Regions from separate parts of the Homo sapiens genome. Here region 2 is linked to region 1. The links are chromatin contacts, found by Hi-C in ENCODE. All regions are on one chromosome and are shown on one strand. Each heading gives the region's core, a stretch centred on a gene start or an enhancer-like site at or near the end of the contact. The rest is flanking DNA. Distances are from core to core; before and after follow the strand shown.

Region 1 (5,879 bases), core at 1,837-4,336:
TAACTTTTACCAACTTGAAATATCAACTTAGTTTGTTAAGAGTTGTTTTAAAAGTTATAAATAGTTGATGAAATTTATCAGATGCCTTTTCTGCACCTATTGAAATAATGAGATGATTTTGCTCTTTTAATCTATTGGTGTGGTAGATTAACAGATTTTAAAAATGAACTATTGTATTTCTTGAGGGAGGAAGTCTTCTTGATCATGATATGTTATTATCTATTACTCTTTGGATTTGATCAGCAAGTATTCTACCCAGGGTGATCACATTCATATTCAAAACTACGAATGAGAGAAAAATCTTCTTGTTTGTATAGTTTGTAAATGGTTTCAGAATGAAGATTACACTAGTCTCCTAAAATGGATTGGGTAGCGTTTTCTCTTTTTCTATTTTCTGGACAATCTTTAAAGTGAGTATTAACTCTGTTTTGGTAGCTTTCACCTGTAGAGGGCTCTTGGTAGTTTTAGATTACCATTTATGTTCATTCAATATTCTTGTTTTATTATTATATTTATAACAAATACATTTATAAGAAAAACATATTAATAAGAAGAATATGGTCCTTGGAAATTTTTATGATCATTTGGCCTGCTGGCTACTAGTGCATTCTCTTGTTTCTTTTCTTGGCCATCCATTGAGGCATTTTTTTGGGGTACATTTAGCACCATTTTGTAATTTTTTTAAAAATAAAAACAACCCTAAGAAGTAGTCCCTTTTTGATAAACCTTTGAAGTAAATAATTTCACTGATGACAACACATGTTTTAGTAGCACTGATATGTTAGTATGAGGTGAATGGTGAGTTTTGTCACTTGGATTCCAGTGAGGGAACTGACCCATGAGACAAAAGCTCAAACTCTGATGGGCCCTGACTCTTTGAAGAAGTGTTTTTCAGCATGTCTCTATCTAACAACCAACCAAATATAGATGATTCAGTAAGCAATATCATAAAGACTGAAATGGTAAGCTACTTAGTTGGTTGAACATTTTTGTATTTCCTCCTTGCCTTGGCTGCCAGGAAGCTCATGGCTAGGTTTAATGCCTGACAGCAGTGACCATCTTTTCCCAAGTTCTGGGTTCTTCTCTCATGTACTTATTTCAGACCATACTCTGACTCTCTGTTATTAAGAGCTCTAAAATCTTTGAGACTATCTAAATCTCAAGTACCTGATTGTAGCATTTGATTTTGCCAGCTCATCATCTTCAACATGGAGATAAAGACAGCCATCTGCTAGGTTTTTATCAGGATTAAATGAAATGGTGAATGAAATGAGAACCTTAAAGCTGAGAGGCAGATGCAGGGCAGCGTGTTGGGACTCACTCACTTCCTAAATGACTCACTTCTACACAACAGCCTCAGAGGGAGCACAGATTTCTGTTTTAGTTAAATTATAAATGACTACGTCATGGGCTTTTGGAGTCACTGATGAAGAGTCAAAACTGTAATACCAAGTGTCTACAGTCTGTGTTCTTTGGGGGAAGTAGGAGTGGCATAAATGATGACCAACACATGCTGGGTGAGTTCCGTGGAAATAGGGTGCTCTACACAGGCTCCAGCTCATGGTCATGTCAGCTCTCCCGGATGCTCTTGGCTTTTTCCTAGTCTGGTTTTATTTACCTCCCCCTACTCCCACCTAAAGCTGATGCAGAGGGAAGTTTGTTGGCTCAGTTCCTCCACTATTTTAGCAGTTTGAAGCTTGGCAGCTCTGGCTGGAAGGACTCAGCGACATTCTTGCAAATGATTGAGGGACTGGGCTAGGTGGGGTCCCTGGGACTGAGGGAACCAAGGCTCCCTCCTGAGGGTGATGCTCAGAGATTCGGCCCAGTCTGATGATATTGTGACTCGTTATGATGTACACAATGAAGGCAGGGCCTCCCAGGGAGACCCAATGAGATGGAGGCAGGGAGGGACAAAGAGAAGTGAGAGAGGAAAATAAGATAACAAAGAGACATACTTGAAACTAGTAACACACAGAGAATTTTTTTAGTGTTTACACTCTCCACTGGGTTTTTGTGTTCTAAATGTTTGCCTCTTGATAATTCTTCAAGCCAATTCCCCTTGGGACTGTTTTGGATTCCTTTTTCTTCATTGAAAAGCATTCTGTGGATTAAATAAAAAGATGCTACTTGCCAACATGCAACTAGTTTTTTGGAAAATATACGGTTCAGGAATGCAGTATTTGCTTTCGGTATTTTTAATAAAACCTTTCTTTTTCCACCATACTCTCCTCCATCCTTCTTTCTCCACTCTTTTTCACCCCCTCTCATACCCTCATGCCCCAGCACACTCAATCCTTGCACATGTATGTGTGGTGATGAATAAAACACAATGATGAGCTTCAGTAGAGAGTGCCGAGAAGTGCCATTTGCCACTTGGAAATGCCGGGAGCCAGAGGAATGTCTGTAATATAAGAAGCTTATTTTTAAAAGGACTCCTTTTCTCTTTCCTTCTCTGGATTTTCTTTCTTTACCCTACACGTGTGTGTGTGTGTGTGTGTGTGTGTGTGTGTTTGCAGGCAGGGTGAGTGCTGTCCACTGCCACAGGCAGGGAAGAGAGCTTTTCTCCATTGTAAATGAAAGTGCTTTATTTTTGTGGGTGCCCCTTGCTGCTGTGGGACATTCCAGTTTGGGTAAGTCAGGTAGAACAGTGGGTCACTCGGGCCAACACGTTTTACTGAGTGTCCTTGGTTAGGGAGGTTGAAGCCCAGGAAAAGCTGGTCAACAGGTGGTTGTTTTATTGGGGTGGCATTTTTCCAGTTCTCCAAGGTGCCCACAGTTGCTGGTTCTGGAAGAGGATGTGGAATGACGGGGGCTGGGGGAAGTGGGAAGAGGAGACAGAGGCCATGAGGGCTTTCACATATGCGAAACAGCTGAGCCAAGCAGGGTCAAGCAGTTACAAGGGCATTGTTGTGAGCTTAGGCCACTGGGTGGAATCTCTCTGACCAATGGTCCTTCACCACAAAGCCCACAAAGGCAGGAAATGTGCACATTACTTAGAGGATGCCACTGGTCACAATTTGATTGCCCTCTAAGGGCTGTCAAACACCACTGAAACCTGTTCCTCCAGGCACTTCCTGAGTACCTGCGGTTTTGTGTGTGATGACTGAAGGGATATTTTTAAAAGCCATTGTAATGTTGCTACTGGTCTATTTCAATGAGAACTGAAAAAGGAGGCATGGGTCTTTAGCTTTTTTTATAAAAAGCAAGCTCAGGTAATCTGCCCACACTACCTTCACTGCATGCCTCCTCTGCAACCAACCCCAGAGAGGCAGGTAAAAATTTGGGATTGGAGGAAGTCTGGGGATGGAGTGAGATCTGCGGTGCATTGAGGCTCAGAGAGAGGTAATGTGGCCATATATGTAACTTGATAATAAGGAAAAGTTGAAAAGTTAGTGGTTTGTTTTTAAAAAGACATGAAATGCGTGTAAATGTCCAAATCACTGGGGTCCAAACAGCTGTGTCAAAATGGCCACAATAAAATTTTAGATACTCGGGCTAATATGAGCAAAGAGAGGGAAATTTTAAATAGCAACATTAAAGATACATGAAGTTTTTTATTCTCTCACATAGACTTTTTTTCCCCCTCTTGGAGTTATGAGAAAACAGAAACGATTCTGTCTTTTGGACTAACTGGAAGACAAGCCTGTTGTGATGGTTAATGTGTCAACGTGACTGGCTACAGAGTGCACCGATGTTTGGTCAAGTGTTAATCTGGGTGTTTCTGAGAGGGATGAGATGAATGTTTAAATTGGTGGACTGAGTAATGCAGATTGCCCTCATAATGTGGGTGGGCCTCATCCAGTAAAATTAAGGCCCAAACAGGTAAAAAATGTTGATGCTCCCCTGAGTAAGAGAAAATTCGTCCTGCTTGACTAACGTTGGGCTGGAATTACATCATTGGATCTCCTGGGTCTTCAGCTTCCTGCAGATTTTGGGACTTGTCAGCTTCCGTAGTCACATGAGCCAATTCCCTGCAATAAATCTGTTTCTGTTTCTCTGTCTCTCCGTGTGTGTGTGTGTGTGTGTGTGTGTGTGTGTGTGTATGCACATATATGTGAATATGTACTTATATATTCATATATATTGGTTCTGTTTCTATCTATAAAATAATTTACATTTTTTGTGAAGAGACTATTAGGTTGGTGCAAAAGTAATTGTAACTGCAACAATGCAATTACTTTTGCACCAACCTAATACCTGGGTGTGGTCCGGTGAGTCAAGCTGTGGAATGTCAGGAAATTTGGCTGTGAGTACATCGGCTTCTGTATCTTGGAAGTGTGGTTTCATAAGTGTAATTCCTGTTTATAATACTTTTTTCTATTAAGAGAACAATAATTCCTGATATTTTGGTTGAAAACTCTAAGTACCTGAGACCCACTTATTGGCCTTCTATGAAGAAAGAACTGAAAATTATTTTGGGGTGGATGAAAATGCAGCTATTCTTAGTTTCCCCAGAGGAAAATTCAAGAGGAAATGGGTTTACACAGCAGTAGGGGGGGGTTTATGTGGGGCATAAAGGAGCGTGTTCAGGACAAGGTTCTGTCAAGAATGTGCATGGAGCATGTTTCCTTGGCATACAGGATGGTCAGAGCAGGGACCACACGGGGTCTTGGATGACATAGTGTCTAAGGTGACCCCACCGACCCTTCCCCCAGCTCTCCCTGTCTGTAGGGATTTAGGGGGACACTGAATGGTGATTTAGTGAATGGTGAGTTAGGGTAAAACTCAGCCTTGTTTTTGAAAGAGCCATTAGGTGAAGGAATGGCCAGATGTACAGCAAGGATGGTGAGATCTGATTCACAGCAGGCTGCCAAACTTCATCTGCCATAGTGACCTGTGTTCTCTCCTTACATATTTTTATTGTTTTAAATTTGGATAGCCCTGACAGTTGGAAATTGGGAGTGGGGCAGGGGATTACTATTTTACATTATAAGCTTTAAAAATTTAAACCTTGTACATGTATAGCTTTGGGAAAAATAAAAAGACATAAAAATAAAAAATCTCTGTGGCTTACTTTTTGTTACAAGTAATACATGCTAGCTGGGAAAAATTTAGAAAATTCAGAGAGGCCGTCCTCCAAAAATCCATTGTCTAGAAATATTTACTCTTGGACCTTTGGTCTAGATTCTTCCATATTTTTCTTAACATATACATACATGTATTTTTCTTAAAAACAGAAATGGATTGTGTTAGTTTCCCTTTGTGAGTTAACAATATGTCTCCAGAGTGTCAAAGGGTATATATTTGATGCTATATGAGTTAGGGCACTTTTGTTTGCAAATGATGTAATTTCAGTGTTAAGTGCCTTAGGTAAAAAGGAATACAGAATATAGGAACTGGGCCTTGGGAACAACCACGTCCAGGACTGAAATACCTCTGGGGCTCTGTATCTGTTCTCTCTTTGGTTTCTTTTTAAGTAATTGGTTCATTCTTATCTCTTACTAAGCACTACTGAGAAATACTGGGAATAATTTTGAAGCTTCACATCTTTCTATTTTAACTTTCCAAGGAAACACAGCTTTAATTTTTATAGACCAATAATCCAAACTCCCATGAAAGGGCTCACTAGGATGGCTTAAGTTAGAGAAAGGTGCATGGTTGTAAAGGTTCTTGGGGAAGCATGGTGAATGGAGGGAGGGAGAGGTAATTTTAAGAATAGCCAAGGGGGCTGGGTGCAGTGGCTCACGCCTGTAATCCCAGGACTTTGGGAGGGCAAGACGGGTGGATCATGAGGTCAAGAGATTGAGACAATCCTGGCCAACATAGTGAAACCCCGTCTCTACTAAAAATACAAAAATTAGCCAGGCGTGGTGGTGGGTGCTTGTAGTCCCAGCTACTTGGGAGGCTGAGGCAGGAGAATCACTTGAACCCAGGAGGCA
Region 2 (5,879 bases), core at 1,254-3,753, 380 kb before region 1:
CACATTTTTTGCATTTTTCTGCTGCTTTTTGGTGATTTCACTATTTAAAAATGGCCCCCAACTGTCATGCAGAAGTGCTGTCTAGCATCCTAAGCGTAGGATGACTATGATGTGCCTCATGGAGATAGCATATGTGGTTAGACAAGCTTTATTCTGGCATGAGTTATGGCGCTGTTGGCCATGAATTCAATGTTAATGAATCAACAATATATGTTAAATTAGGTGTCTTTAAACAGAAACACACATAAAACAAGGTTATGAATTGATCTGTTGACAAAAATGGGACCAGAGGCTTGCAGGAACCTAACCCTGTATTTCTCCCAGGAACAAGGTTTCAGTGTTCACTAATTCAGTGTTTGCAGTGACTTGAGAGAACATAATTCATGTGAATGATGACAGTTAACTGTATATGTTGGGTGAGGGCAAGAATATATGTAGAGCCCACATACCAGATGTCTATCTTCCTTTAAAAAAAATGCAAAAGTTCTCAGACTTGGCAGCGCATTGGAATGCTCTGGGGAGTTTGACAAAATGCCCATGCCCCAAAGAGTCTGGTTTAATTGGCTGGGGTGTGGCTCAGGCACAGAGATTTTAGAAGCTCCCCCAGGGATTCTAATGTGCAGCCGGAGTTGAACACCAGTGCTCTTCCCATTGAATGATAATGTGTCCTAGAAGTGGACCCTGGCCAACTGAAGGAGGCTCTGTGGGGGCCAGCAGCACCTCCTCATACCCGCCCAAGACCCAGAGCCCAGGGCAGGGTGTCCGGTTGGCCCAGCTCCTGCCCTGAGGAGAGGGTCTATCCCCTCCATCCTCCCATCCCCCGTAGTGACCCCACACACATCCTATGCCCACACACAGCTGGAGAGAGGCTTCCCTCAGGAAACCCTGGTGCCATTAAGAGAGGAGAATGGATGGCAGACAACCCAAGCCCCACAGAGGTCTCCACCCTGTGCTCTAAAAGACATGTGCATTTCTTGAATGAAATCAAGTGGGAGATATGTGCCTAGGCAGGGTAGAGTGTTTGGTTTATGCCTGCCTGCTTTCTCCTGGCTCCTCCTTTCTCTCATTTCTTCCAACTCCTCTGATCTTCCTTCACAGGGATTTCAGGCTGAGAAGATGAGGTTTATTTTCAGAGGAGTCATGTCAGACAATATGAAGTGTTAGGTGGTTGGGCCAGGAATGACCTATATGAGTGGAGTTCAGAGAGGGAGAGCCAACATGGCTAGCGTGGGCAGGAGGGGCTCTGTGGCAGAGCTGGATTCAGGTGGCTTAGTGCCTGGAAAGGTCTCACAGAGAAGGCCGTTGATGGTAGAGGACAGCCTGGATGATGGCACTGGGGGCAGCTCCCACGACAGAGGGGGAATAAGTACAGCTGAGTGAAGCTGACTTGGCTTTTGATTTTTCATCTTAAGCAATGAGCCGTTACTGAGCACTTACTGTGTGCATCTGGGCTCCTTACGTAAGAGGGGCTGCGAGGATAAATGGGAACGGGACGGCACAGTCCCTGCCTGTGGGACTGTGAGGAGTCTGATGAGAACTGTGGAGGAGGTGAGAGCCTGATGAGAACTATGAACAAGGGTATGGAAATGATAAATACAGCAGAGCATGACACAGAGTGCATCCGGCAAGCAGAGATCATGCCCCTTGAACAGCTGGGAATGGCTTCACAGAGGTTACAATTGAGGTGGGTCATGAAGGGATGTGTGAGATTCTAATCAGGAGAGCTGTGTGTGTGTGGTGGTGGGTATAGGAAAGGTAGGACGCAAACTGAGAGTGGCTAAAACTCCCCAAAGGAAGTGGTGAGTAGAATATATTGGCTGAAACCCAGCACATCTGTTCTAAAGAAAATACAGGCAGTTGGACAGGAAGGTAGGTCGAGAACACTGAAAAAGGTCTTGACCAAAGGTAATAAGGTTTTAGGGTGGGGATTAGGAAGACCTGTATATTCGGATAGGGCTTGGTGTTTTCTATCACTCCTCTTAGCTAATCTCATTTGGGTTTTTCCCTGCAAGCCTGATAGGACATGTCTAAGGCTGCAGCACAAAGACACGAGAAGTCTTGTCCTGCATCTCTGTGTACAGAGTAAATGACACCCACTGAATGGGATGGGTCTTGTTGACCAGGGGAGTGGGGAGATTTGCTCTTTAAAGGAGAGGGTTGTCTCTAGAGGTAGCTGAGGATAGTGACCTCTCACTGGCATGTCTGGGCAACACAGGGCATCTGTGATGTATCATTCACTCATTTCCATGCTGCCTTTGCCACTGTCCAGTGTGTTTGTCCTCCACCCTATCCCTCACATGTGCATCCTTCAAACCTCTGTTAGAGAAGAACCAGCACCCCTTTATTGACGAGGTGTCTCCAGAGGGCCCTTGGGAAAGGCCTGGTCCTGGGCTGCCTCCTCACCTGGCCTTGCTGCAGGTTTCAGAACAGTGTGGATGGTGGTTCTCAGGCCCACCTGCACATCCGAAACCTCTGGGGAGCTTTGAACAACGCTAGCAGCTGGGCCAGCGCCACACCAGTCTGTAGTACCCAAACTAGCTGAGGTATTACAAGCACCCCTGATTTTATGGACAAGCAGACTGAGGCTCAGCGTATAAGATTACTTGCTGGTAGATACATAGCAAGAAAATGGCAGAGCTGGCATTTGAACCCAGGTAGTCGATTCTTGAGTCCAACCTTCAAACCCCCAGGTTTTGTCATCCCTCCCCTGCTGGCTAAACTGTCACAGTACTGATTTGGCCATTCATAACTAGGTGGCAACCACAGTTTTTTGTTTCACAGCACAACTAAGATTTTAAAGGCAGTTTTTGAAATAAACAAACCAGGAATGTGGGATGTTACTTCTGGCCCCATGCCTCCCAGTAAGGTAGATGTGAAATTAGCAGCTGGAATTCTCTGTTTCTGAAGCTCAGGTGTCGACTTTCAGGGCTGCTCTCCAATGCACAGGCAGCCAAAGTGCTGTGGAAACCTCAGCTAGGTCCTAACCTTCTTGAAGGTTGTGACTTTATTTATTAGTTTCTGTCTTCCACAATGCTGATGCACAGAACTAAACTGATAAATATCTGAATGAACGAATGGCTGACAAATTTGTACTATTCACTTGTGAGCTCCTGTCCTGCCATGCACAGCTTGTTTCATCTCATCTGCAGTGAGTACCAGTCTAGATACCATCTGAGTCCCAGGGTACAGGTATTGAGAGGTATGTCATTAAAGAAAAATAGAACAAAAACTAATGCTAACTCTGCATTAGGCAGAACCGTTCAGTCAAGAGGTTTGAGGGTCTAAGATGTAAAAGGGGCGGTTAGCAGCTTCCACTTGTTTCTTTTGATGTGGCCAAAAGCTAAACTGGAACTCTTTTCCTTTGTTTTACAGGTCACAGCCAAGACTGCCTTTCTATTTATTTTACCTCAGTATAACATTAGCGTGCCTACAGCAGGTAAGAATCACTGGTCTCCATCTTCTCCTGGCCCTGTTAACCCTGAAGGACCTGGAAAGCTTCCTTTTCCCCATCTGTGTACAATTTTTTTTTTTTCCCCCATGACGGAGTCTCTGCTCTGTCACCCAGACTGGAGTGCAGTGGCACAATCTTGGCTCACTGCAACCTCCACATCCCAGGTTCAAGCAGTTCTCCTGCCTCAGCCTCACAAGTAGCTGGGATTACAGGCGTGTGCCACCACGCCCTACTAATTTTTGTACTCTTAGTAGTGAAGGAATTTCACCATGTTGGCCAGGCTGGTCTCGAACTCGTGACCTCGTGATCTACCTGCCTTGGCCTCCCAAAGTGCTGGGATTACAGGCATGAGCCACCACGCCTAGCTGTGTACAATCTTTTTAGATATTTCAACCAGCCTCTGGCAGCCTCCACCACTGAGATTGCAGTGGTGCAGCATTAACCGCTAAGAACTTCCCTCTCTTCTGCTCTCTGTCTTCTTCATCAGAAGAGGACCTGCTGCACCACGTGGTGCTTTGTGCAGCTCCTACTCCTTTCTCCAAAGCATCTAACATTGAGTTCTGTTGGAGACAGGATGTGAGGCATCATGACCATTGATCTGTTCTCCAGAGCATGGCTTCCTTTTAACATTTTCAGAGGAGAATGGGCAGGATGTTGCGTTTTGATAGTGCATGGAAGCATGGTTGGGGCCCAGGGTGCTGCACTCTGACTGGGTTGGGGTAAGGACCAAACCTCAGGCCCAGCCACAAGTCTTGTCACAGGACTGTTGTTAAGGCTCACTGACTAGAGCTGCTGCATCACAAGCTTCCCCCATAGTGGCTGAGCATTTCCAAGCACTTACAGGGAGCCCAGCCAGCATCATGCCAGGTACCAGAGCGGCCTCACAGGCAGTTCCCAGTACAGTTGAGGGGCTACAGCTCAAGGAGCAGCAAGGCCAGGCAGGTAAATCGCTGAACTGGACAGGGGAGAGGGTCTATCTAAAGGAGTAGCTGCTGCTCACTTCCAGCCAATTGTCACATAGGAGTGTAAAACCTGTGAGCCTAAGAGCTTCCTTTTCCACCCCCTACAAAAGAATCCAAAGAAATCTCTTTTTAGGTAGAAATACTCTGATTTTTAAATGTTGCCAACTAATTTAGAAATTCTGCAAACACCATGCGGGTCAACATTGTGTAAACCAAACCAACACATCTGAAGGCTGAGTCCAGCCCTCGGGCACAGGTCTGCAACTTAGGGGTTCTCCGATCCCGCCACCAGCACCAGAGTATCGCTCCTTTCTCAGTGGCAAAGTCCTGGGCAGCCTCTTGATGAACAAAGGAAGGACTTTTGTTTGCTGAACCTAGTTCTTTCCTCTTTATTCTTTTTGTTGTTGTTGTTTGTTTGTTTGTTTGGATGGAGTTTCACTCTTGTTGCCCAGGCTGGAGTGCAATGGCCTGATCTCGACTCACTGCAACCTCCACCTCCCGGGTTGAAGCGATTCTTCCGCCTCAGCCTCCCAAGTAGCTGGGGTTACAGGCATGCGCCACCGTGCCAGTCTAATTTTATGTTTTTAGTAGAGACAGGGTTTCTCCATTTTGGTCAGGCTGGTCTCGAACTTCCGACCTCAGGTGATCTGCCCACCTTGGCCTCCCAAAGTGCTGGGATTACAGGCGTGAGCCACCGTGCCCAGCCTTTTTTTTTTTTTTTGGACGGAGTTTCCCTCTTGTTGCCCAGGCTAGAGTACAATGGCGCGATCTTGGCTCACTGTAACCTCCACCTCCCGGGTTCAAGTGATTCTCCTGCCTCAGCCTCCCAAGTAATTACAGATGTGCACCACCACGCCCGGCTAATTTTTTGTATTTAGTAGAGAAGGGGTTTCAGCATGTTAGTCAGGCTGGTCTTGTACTCCTGACCTCAGGTAATCTACCCGCCTCAGCCTCCCAAAGTGTTGGGATTACAGGCATGTGCCACTGCACCCGGCCTTTTCCTCTTTATAGTAGAGAGGTGACTTGTCTTGACTTTAAGGTGAGATTCTTTTCCTTGTCTGGCTCTGCCAGCTACTAGCTAAAGGACTTTGGGGGCAAATTCCTGAACCTGTGGCTCATGGAGGATATAGCCATGAATCTTTCCTGGGCCCACCATCCCCTGCAGTCACTGTGGCCAGGCTTGGAAGGAAGCCATGCTTTTCTGGGGCAACCAAGTCAGTTTCTTCATCTGAGAGTCAAACTGAGGGACATTGGCAAAAGAGGAAGAAAGCTCTATGCTACTAAAGAGACTGGAGAGCATCTCTGTCCTCAGTGGGCCAGGAAACATGTGGCCAGCACCAGTGGTCAGGAAGCAGACAGATGCCCGCTCATCCCAGGGCACACTCTAGTGCTGGGGGGCACGTGGATGATGTGGCTCAGGGCTATGTGTTCTAAGTCAAATCCGGGCTTATTTACTCTTGCCTCTT

Evidence for each region. Hi-C counts contacts between places; a loop is a spot of excess contacts on that map. Pooled maps may share reads with other maps.
Region 2: a pooled map shows a loop between it and region 1 (6-fold over the local background). The contact joins two enhancer-like sites. A Hi-C loop is called at or near these places in 5 of 37 single-sample maps with no recorded cell type and 7 of 50 pooled maps.

The regions. Positions count from the first base shown.
Region 1 is chr6:52,153,343-52,159,221 of GRCh38, reverse strand. No RefSeq gene overlaps it. Among named protein-coding and RNA genes, the nearest start is that of LINCMD1, 5.3 kb to the right of the region's middle. RefSeq lists an enhancer at 2,782-2,831. Within about 2 kb of position 3,086, at least 3 of the 41 ENCODE cell types and tissues checked have a DNase peak (open chromatin) inside an H3K27ac peak, as active enhancers do.
Region 2 is chr6:52,533,340-52,539,218 of GRCh38, reverse strand. It overlaps TRAM2 (translocation associated membrane protein 2), which reads left to right. Exons shown (of 11, transcript NM_012288.4): 2 at 3,373-3,436. Among named protein-coding and RNA genes, the nearest start is that of TRAM2, 41 kb to the left of the region's middle. RefSeq lists enhancers at 1,620-1,679, 1,930-2,019, 2,200-2,249. Within about 2 kb of position 2,503, at least 3 of the 41 ENCODE cell types and tissues checked have a DNase peak (open chromatin) inside an H3K27ac peak, as active enhancers do.